2 separate regions of the Homo sapiens genome follow, and region 2 is linked to region 1. The links are chromatin loops, found by intact Hi-C in ENCODE. Cell type or tissue: chondrocyte. All regions are shown on one strand.

The links. Hi-C counts contacts between places; a loop is a spot of excess contacts. Peaks named below come from ENCODE experiments on the same cell type or tissue, not always from the same donor. Only the 100,000 strongest peaks of a DNase experiment are listed, where the experiment ranks them.
Region 2: a loop joins it to region 1, with 4 times the contacts of the local background. A loop is called at or near these places in 3 of 110 quality-filtered maps.

Annotation. Positions count from the first base shown.
Region 1 is chr2:100,102,494-100,107,493 of GRCh38, forward strand. AFF3 (ALF transcription elongation factor 3) reads right to left here. Exons shown (of 25, transcript NM_001386135.1): 3 at 3,011-3,090; 4 at 1,909-2,025. The coding sequence starts at 1,961. Among named protein-coding and RNA genes, the nearest start is that of AFF3, 38 kb to the right of the region's middle. In chondrocyte, no CTCF peak of the experiment used is centred here; a DNase peak (open chromatin) is centred at 2,907.
Region 2 is chr2:100,011,791-100,016,790 of GRCh38, forward strand. The region is part of intron 4 of AFF3 (ALF transcription elongation factor 3); the gene reads right to left. Among named protein-coding and RNA genes, the nearest start is that of AFF3, 130 kb to the right of the region's middle. In chondrocyte, a CTCF peak has its summit at 2,158; a DNase peak (open chromatin) is centred at 2,246.

The sequences.
Region 1 (5,000 bases):
AAAGTAATAAATGTACTGCTAATGTAAATTTCAAGTCAATTCAACAGATATTTATTCTGTGACACTGCTCCAGGGTAATTCAGCTGGGAACTAAGGATGCAAAAGGAAACAGAGCTCAGGTTCTGTGCAGGAAGACCCCACAAATTACGCTGATAATCTCAAAATATTACTTATGAAAGTCATAAGGGGGTTCGCTTTGAGTCAGCAAGCAGACAAGCAGCATAAAAATATACCGAAACAGTAAGTTCTTCCCTTTGACTGAAAAACTGCCTTTTAAAAGCAAACAGCATTTTAAAAGTACAGTTGCTATCTGGAAAGCTATTGAATTTGCGCCAGAAACCAACATTTCTAAATGTAAACCTATAAAATAATAGGTATCTGTAAATGAAAGGCTGAAATAACCCCAGGAGCAGCAACACAGTAATTAGCAACTTTTACACAGTCATAACATGTTTCATATTCTTTCTGCCCTGGCTCTTTGAAGTTTCCAGTGCAATACGTAAAAGTTTTATTACATTAGGGCCCGTCCTTGTGTGTTTTACAGGCACCAACATTATGCAGAGCAAGCTGTACTTACTCATCATAGGATCTTTTATAAGAAACCGTTTGATAATGTGCTAGCTTTGTGTCCAGTTTATTTTGTTACACCTGTCTTTAGGAAAATAAAAGTCACTGGAAACCTAAATCACAGAAAATACACACAGATCCACATATCATCTATATGTTATAAATCATAAAGCAGTTTAGCTTTAAAATTGTACATTGCATATTCATGTGCACACCACTTGCAGTTTTAGACACATGTGAACTCTTTACTGAATTAAAGCAAAAGGAAAAAAAAAAAAGCTCAGCTCTACAATAAGCGATTACCAGAGGCAGAACAGAGTGCAGTTAATATGCTTGTTCCAGCAGATGTTCATCCCCGTAAATATTAAACATAACACAAGTTCCTCCAGGAATATGCAGGCAGTAATTTTACCACCTGAATAGTGCTGGTTGGAAACATTTAAGAGATAGTGGGGGGTTGGGGGGAGCAGAGAAAGAAGGGGGAATAAGACAGATACTAAAGCAGCCAATGGGATTTTTAAGACACCCGCAACTGGAATTAAACTGCTTCCAGCGGCGATTTACCTACAGCAGCTCCCCAGTGTGAGATCCCCCGAGAAACGGAACCTGGAGTGCCCCCCGGGCTGCGAGCTGTGAGCGTGGCATAAAGGGATACCCGGGGCGCCCGGGTGGGGTGGGGAGGAGGAGTGCAACTGTGACGAGGTGTGAAGAAAGGGCCCAGAGGAACTGTGAACCCCGAGGAAAGGAGTCTCCCTGGGCTAAGGCCTCTGGAATACCGGCACGGAGAAACACTCGTTTCCTGCCCTGGATGTTCACTTTTCCATCTCGGTGGAAGTGGGTGGGAGAGACAGAAAGGATGCAGCCGAGACCGGGCGCAGGCGGGGAGGCTGGAGCATCCTCTAAGGGCACTTCGCAGCAGCACCAACTCCAGGGGGTCGGTGGTGCCAGCCGGAGGAGGGAGGGGGCGCAGTCGGAGGGAAAGGAAGTGAGAGGAGCAGGGGGCCGACGGGTGGATCCCCAGGCATTAGTGACACAGTCTTCAAATCGCTTCTTTTCCTCCCCACGGCTGCGCTCTGCCCCTGGCTACCTAGATCACCAGTCCCTGGGCTGGGGCGGGCCGCCGCGAGGGAGGGGAACAGGAGAGGGGGAAACAGACGGGCAGGCGGCCACGCATCCCACCCGGGGAGGCAGAAAAGGGCTGGCGAGGCAGGCGCCCCCGACCCACCCCACCCCCACGGCGGCCGGCCGCCCGGAGCCCCCGGCCCAGGTGAGGACGCGCGGGCCGCCGCGGCCGCCCCTCGCCGCTCCCGCCCGCCCGAAGCGGCCGGCACGGGGACTTACCACAGTGACTCGAGGTCCCATTCCTGGAGCAGGGCTAAGTCGAAGCTGTCCATGGTGGGAGGTGTCAGCGTCGCCGCCGCCGCTACCGCCGCCGCCGAGGCTCGGGCCGCCCGCGCGCTGCAACGAAAGGCGCCGCTCAAGGTGCATCCCAGCCGCGCCAGAGCGGCCGCCGCCCGCCCACCGCCCACCCCCAGGTCGGGGCTCCCGACGCCCCCCGCCCCCGACTCCGGGCCGGCCGGGCTGGCTGCAGCGGCCGGCGCACTCACCCGCTCCCCGGCTTGCGCGCAGGCACACTCAAGAGAGAGCAGCGAGCTCGCCGCGCCGCCGCCGCCCCCCGCCCCCGGCCCTGCGCCCGCCCCTCCTCCCCTCCCTCGCGGCGGCCCGGCCCGCTGCTGCAGCCGCCGCCGCCGCCGCCGCCGCCGCGGTGCTCTGCGCCCGCCCGCCCGCCTCTTTCTCCTCCGGGAGGCGCGTGTGCGCGGGCGAGGCCGAGGCGCGCGCGCACCGTGAGCCCCGCGCCGCGCCCGCCCCGCGCGCCCCTGTACTCCCCGCGCCGCTCCTCGGGGTCCCGCGGCGCTCGCAGGCCGCGCCGCCCTGCCGCCCCTCTCTCGTGGCTTTTACGGCCCGCCCGCCCCTCAGCAGCCCTGGGGTGCCCGGGGCGGCCCTGCAAGCGGGAGAGAGCGGCGAGGCGGCGGCGCCGAGTGCGGGGGGATGCGGAGCCGTGCCCGGCCCTGTCGCATCCCTCGGCCGCCCGCCCGCGCCCGGCCCCGCCCGGCCTTGCCCGGGCTGCACGCACTTCTCCCGCGGCCCAGAATCCACTTGACCCTGCTGGGCGCTCCCGCGGGCGGCGGACCCGGGTGGGTGCGGGGGAATTCCCCGGCCGCCCAGGCGCGGGGAGAGTGAGCTGTGCCGCCCGCAGCAGCGCCCCAAACAAACCGTTTAAGGTCTCTGGAGCCCGCAAGTTCAGCGAAATAAAGCGGCGGCGCGGAGGAAACCTCTTCCACCCGGACCTGCTCTCCGTTGCGGTTTGGCCTCCAGTGGTGGTCCCACCCACCCTCTAGCTGGCCAGCCCTGGAAACCAACCTCCTTTCTTTTTATTTCTCACCGGGAAGGGGGACAAACTGGCCTCTGGGTGTCGACTTCAAACTTGCCGCCCGTCTCCGGTCTGGAAAGGCAGGTGATCAGCTAGAAGGGTGATAAGAGTATCATCGTGGCTCCTAAAGAGTAATAATAATCTCCCTCATTGTAAAGACAGCTCTTCCCCCTGGCTTACTTTTTTAGACATGCTGAGAAGCGCATGTCTCCATCAGGGCCCTACCTCTGCTTCTCCACAGTTGGCCTAGAACCGGAAGCCCCTCCAAGGCCCCCTGACTCTCCTGACCTCTTGGCCACAGCTCCGGATTCTCACCAGGGATTCCCCAGAATTCCTAGAGAGCAGCTCAGAGCCCTGCAGTTGTGCCTCACCACGCGAACCAAACCTCGCACTCCCCGCCAAAAGGGAGTCCCTTCCAGCACTCTCCCCTTTGTTCCTTTTTCTGGGCAAGAACCGCTGACTGGGGCTGCCAGAAATGTAAACCCTGGGTGCAAGTGACGGGATCCCTCCAGCGTCAAGCCGAAGAGTCATCCTCTCACCTCACCCACCTCCGAATGAGGATTAACAAACTCAATTCAGGACACAGGTAGAAGACCAAAAGGCCAATGAGACTTCTTTCCTATTTGAGATCGGATTTGAGAATGCTCAGCCTGGCTCCCTTCTTCCCCCAGCTCTGAATCAATCCTTTCTTCATTAGCATCCATAACTAATGTGCAAAATGTAAAACGCTAAATTAAGACAGAGTTGGCATCAACATAGTCTGAGAAAATGAAATTGTTATTTTACAAGCTGATAACTCTCAGCCCTCAAAAACCCCTCTCATTAGCTGAAGGTAGCAAGTAGCAAGAAGATTAGGTAAAAACATAGAGAATATGAATATAGGAAAAAGTACAGGTGTGAAGGGCTGGCTGCCCAAATCCCAATGCACAGTGTATTTGGAAAAAGAAAAAAAAGAAAAAGAAAATCTGTCTTTCTAATATCCCCTTAGCATACGCCTTGTTGGAAATGTTTGCTTTGGCGAAAGTGAGATCGAGACATTGAGACAGCATTCCCAGGAACAAAGGCTGGGGGTGGAGGGTGGAGGAGGGAGCAGGAACAGCCCCTGTCTGGAAGAACTGCAAGTTCTGAGGCCTGAACAAGAAATGTGTCCTGTTCCCGTGCTCCTGGCTGCAGCTGGGAAGCTTCTTCAGAAAGGAGACCTCCCGGCCCTCACCGGGATCTGGCTTTCCTTCCCTTCCCACCACATCTGTTTATACAAAGGAGGGCCGCTGAAGGACAAACATAACCGTGTTTACTGCGAGTCCCATGCTGGGCCTGGAGCTCAGATACAGATTTGCCCTCACCATGGAGGCTGAAGATAAATAGATGATCCCAGAAAAGGAAAGAGGGAAGGCCCTGGGATGGTATAGAGCTGGTTGAGGGGTTTACTCATGAAAGGCCTCTCCCAAAAAGCCATGTAGTAACGGGCAGATTTACGTTTGAATTTAAACTCTGGTGCCTTGTGTTAATATATGAGAGTGTGTGCACCTAAAGCAATTGCAAGGCGGGTATTTAAAAATGTTTCTTTAGGAATAGCCATGATTTTCTGTTTGGGGCCTCTAACATGGGGATAGTTGGATTGATTATTTCCAGTGTTATGTTTTCATGTAATAGTGTCTTGGAGAATGAGGACTTTTGAGGAAACCCAAATAGTAGTTGCAGATCCTGTTTTTTACTAAGCTGTCATGGAGATAAATCCAAAATAGTTTTTACAAGTAAAATGTAGAACAGTTAGTGAGAGCCTTTATGGGAGATCTTTATTATTTATCTGGTTTATGAAGATGTTCCTATTATCCTCCAGCCTCTGGGTATGCAAACCAAAACAAGCACTTAATCTAGTTGTCAAAATTTTAACTCCTTAATACAAAGCAAAAAAAGGGTTTGGACTTTTGGGGATTAGAATGTCAGAACTAAAAGGGAACTTTTTTATGTAAAAGAGAAAGAGACTCTCTAAAAATAAAAA
Region 2 (5,000 bases), 91 kb before region 1:
GTGGCTTAAATGTTTAAGACAAAGGCAATAGGATAAAAACCAAAATTAATTAGGCAGATATCAGACCCAATACATTTCCAGGGTCTGGGAGTTATGAGTCATGTCCTACTCTGAAAATGTTGGAGGTGAGAGAAAAGATGCTCCTCTTTAACTAAACCTGCCTCATCCCCCAACCCCTTTAAGCTGAAGGATACCCCAAAGCACTCCAAGATGCTTTATAAAGCATCCAGATTGCTAGATAAAATCCACTAATGAAGTTCTACCCGCATAACCAGCCTACAGCTCCTACTACCAAGAAGGAGTGAACACCCTCAGGACCACTTACTCATAATCTTCTAATAGAAATCCACTAGTCGTCTTTTCAGGGGCCTGCCATCATGCTCGTGCCATGCTTCCACACCATAAGATGAACCCAGAATGACTCAAAATGGCAACGTCCCCACTTCTTCAAAGGAGAGGAAAGGAAACTCAAAAAGAAAGGCAATGCCTTCCCTTTGGTTTCTCTCCTCCTTCCTTGGTGGGTAGCTCTGTAGCCTCCACTGAGCTGCTTCTTAAAACTAACCTACCCATTCCTTCTCTTTAACTAGAAGCACAAGCCCCCCACCACATATCATTTCATGGCTAGGGAGCTAAAATGTCACTTGCTTAAAGCAGATGTCACTGTAAGAGAAAGGCTGGGCTTCCCACCCCCTGTATCTCCCTAAGTGTCTGAACTCTCACCTTTCTACCAATACTAAATGTTTTGACTCATAAAGACAGTAGCTTCTCGACAGTGAGCCCCCATCCCACTAATTACAAGTGAAAATTGTGCCGGTGCTCACCAGCCTGCAGAGTGCCTTTCTCTTCATCTCTTGCCATGAAAGCTTAGCCCTCTTCGTCCCCCTGCCATTTGAGCAATGTGAAGATCATGCTTTAAAAGCAAAGAAAGCTTTCGCCTGACAAGCTGAAAGTCAGGTCAGCTTCCCCTGGGATGGCTGACTTAGGTCTAAGAGAATTCCAATTCCCGGCATGCCAACATATACATTAAACTCAAAATGTGTTGCACGTTATGAGTTATGTTTCTTTGTTACTAGCAGATGGTAAAAATTTCTATCATCTGCAAAGTTGCTCCTATTTCCATAAAAATTACAAAAATCACATTCCTCAAATGTATGTCACCAAATGTATTTATTTATTTTGCATGAAAGTGGAGGTAGCCAACTGCTTCAATATTATTTATCATTTGTTGCAGATGCATAACATTCCCAGAAAATAAACCTTTTTAATCAACTCCTTTTAAAGGGCCTATTTATTTTTAGAATTAAAAAAAATAGCAAATAAAAAATGTAGTGAAAACATTTTTGATCATTTCTCACTTATTTGTTTTTAATCTATAAATTGCGGTATCTTGTAGAGCTCCAGCCAAGGCCAATTATGGTGGTTAAGTAGAAATAGACGTCTAAACATGAAACTGTCATCATTTCCAAAATTCATCTATTCTTGATCATACGGTAACAGCATGAAACTAAATAAAAGTAACATCTATGAGCCCGATGGCTTTTCTCTTCCATTGAGCTCAAAACATTTCACCTATATGTCCCTTAATTATCCTCACAATGCCCCTTGGAGAAAGACACTGATGGTGAATATTATGACTAGGTTAACTCTTTTAAAGATCAAGAAACTTAGGATAAGAGTTTGATCATCAAAACAATGTCATAAAGACACACTGTGTAAAAGGAACAGCAATGTCCAAAGTACCTTACTCAGCTCTGCCCAGAGAACAGGAGCTATCCTGGAGCCAAGAAGTGGTGGCACCTCTTAAACCCTGATGTCTGACAAGCCCAGTAGTGAGAAGTAGTTAACATGAGCCCCAGAGGCAAAACAGGAATAAATGAAATAAGGCAAGCTATTTCCCAGTCAGACAGAGAGAACCATAAGGAGAATTCTGGAATAAAGTCTCAGCTGTTATAATTTTTTACAGCCCCCAACTGACAAAGGATAGAAATCAGTCTCTTTCCACAGCTCACACACAAAGCAGACCTATGTAACCTAGAATTGTGGAATGGAAGATAGAGAAGTGAATAAAAAAATAAAAAATGATAAGATTCTAAAGTTGCCCAGCGAGGGCTACTGATGTCACTATTTTTATCAAGTGCTACCCATTCATTAGCCTGCTCCAATCTCTCCCTAGGCTGCCCTACTGGTGAGAAAGGTGCTGGAGCCAGGACAGCCTGCCCTCTGGCTGAGTCACAGGTTGATTCAGCAGACCCAGCCAGCCAGGGGGGGATGACCTCCTTCCCACTGCACTCATCCACATGCAGCCTGATGAAATCTGATGAAATGCAGTTTGCTTGGAGCACTCGCTCCAAGCAAACTGCATTTCCCATGGAGGAGACTTTTAGGCAAGGGTATATGAAGCCAATTGTATCCCTTGACTAGAATCATCAAAATGTTTTATTCTTATTTTTAAAAAACTATCCAAACTACTGATATGTCTCCAGGGTTGTGGGGAGTCTAAGAAATAAGCAAATTCAAGGAGAAGAGAATGAACCACCTCTCACCTATCTTTTGGAAAAAGTTATCATGTTTTGCATGTTTTTAAAATACAGTCCTTTTCAAATAACAAAAACACAATTCACTTTCGTCCAAAAGCATTTTCTGAATACCACTGTGTCAGATACTAGGGAGACAGGGTCGTGATTGAGCCATCCTGCTGATGAGAAGACAACAGTCTGGGGCAAGGAGAATGGGGAAAAGGAAGAAGGGCACCAATTCACAATCAAACAATGTGAGCAGCCTGTGGTCAGGGCACTGGCAGGGGTAGCACAAGGAATCAGCATTGTTTCCTGCAGGAGACCAGCTTTGAGCTTGAGAAAACGGCAGGTTAAGGAGATGGAAAAGAAGAAGGGCTTAGAGGTACAAAATACATGGATTACTAGTAAGTGGCCTTTGGGAGTATATTCAGAGGCGGTTATGTTACTCTCTCCATACCTCCATACCACCTTGCTTCCTTTTTTTTTTTTTTTTTTTAGACGGAGTCTCACTCTGTTGCCCAGGCTGGAGTGCAGCAGGGTGATCTCAGCTCACTGCAACCTCCGCCTCCCAGGTTCAAGTGATTCTTTTGCCTCAGCCTCCCGAGTAGCTGGGACTACAGGCATGTGCCACCACACCCAGCCAGCTAATTTTTTTTTTTTTTTTTTTTTTTGTATATTTAGTAGAGACAGGGTTTCAGGACGTTAGCCAGGATGGTCTCGATCTCCTGACCTCATGATCCGCCTGCCTTGGCCCCCCAAAGTGCTGGAATTACAGGCGTGAGCCACTGTGCCTGGCCCACCTTACTTCTTTAACAAGGTGGAATTCCTCATTTAAAGTTTCATTTATGTGGTTTACCCACTGCTAACCTATCATTGCTACCTCACTCTAAACAGGTTCGTCTGATCCCTTCCTAAGAGCAGATTTGGTTTGGAGCAAATGCATGAAGAGTGGATGCAGAGGACACAGAGAAACACTCTCCCCCTTTTTACAGTTTATATCAGGCTGCCTCTAAGCAGCCTGGCCACAGAGAAGACAATCTTTTCAGATACTTTGAGACCTGACAACATGCTAACATGCTCCCTGGGCATGGACCTGGAGCCATGAGGGTGAGGAGGAAGAAGAAAAGGCATAAGGAGGAGAGAAGAACGTTCCCCAGAAACTCCCCTGCTCTCCAGAGCAGCAGCGTAAGCACTGTGTATAATTAAGGAAATTTAATCAAACACTCCAAATTTATAACAATTGTTTTAAATTTAATGAGTCAAACTAATTAACATCTCTTGTTATTTATAAAGCAAATGATAAAAATTAAAAATTGTTTTTTAAATTAGAGTAAAGCAAGGTTGCTGAAGTGTACTTGCAAATTCCCTTCTTAATCTATAGACATAGCTGGTGGACTGAAAGGCAGAAAGACAGTGAGCATGGGACAGAGGCAACTCAGACAGAGAAGGTGAGGCTGAAGGTAGAACGTGGTAAAAAGGCAAGAATCTCCCAACTGGAGTCTTTTGAAGCTCTGAGTTGTTGTGGTTGTGATGCTATAGGTGCGATGGTGGTGATAGTGGTGGTGGTGGTGATAGTGGCAGCAGAAGTACTGGCAGTAGTGTTGGTGGTAGTGATGGTGATGATGGTTATGATGGTGGTGGTGGTGGTGATGGTGATGATGATGGTGGTTATGGTAGCAATGGTGACAGTAGTGGCAGTGAAGGTGTTGTGGTAGTGGTGGTGGTGGTGGTGATGGTGATGATTGTGATAATGGTGGTGATGACAGTGATGGTGATGGTGGTGGTAGTGGTAGTGATGGTGGTGGTGGTAGCAATGGTGATGGTGGTGGTGATGGTGGTGGTGGTAGAGGTGCTGGTGGTGGTGGTAGTTGTGGCGATGCTGATAATGATTGTGGTTGTGATAATGGCAATGGTAGTGGCGGTGATGGTGGTGGGGGTGATGGCAGTGGTAGTGGTGGCGGTGGCAGTGGTAGTGGGGGTGATGATGGTGGTGGCAGCGATGGTGACAGTGGTAGTGAACATGTTAGTGGTAGTGATAGTGATGGTGATGGTGGTAGTGATGGTGATGGTGGTGGTTGTGATAATGGTGATGGCAGCGATGGTCATGGTGGTAGTGGTGGCAGTGGTGGTGATGTGGTGGTGGAGATGGTGATGGTGGTGGTAATGGTGTTGGTGATGAAAGTGGTGATGGTACTGGTGGTGATAGTGGTGGTGGCGGTAGTGGTGGTGATGGTGGTAGCGATGGTGATAGTATTGGTGGTGAACATGTTAGTGACAGTAGTGATGGTGGTGGTGGTAGTGGTGGTAATGGTGATGGTGGTGGTGGTGATGGTGGTGGTAATGGTGTTGGTGATGAAAGTGGTGATGGTACTGGCAGTGATGGTGGTGGTGGCGGTAGTGGCGGTGATGGTGGTAGCGATGGTGATAGTATTGGTGGTGAACATGTTAGTGACAGTAGTAGTGATGGTGGTGGTGGTAGTGGTG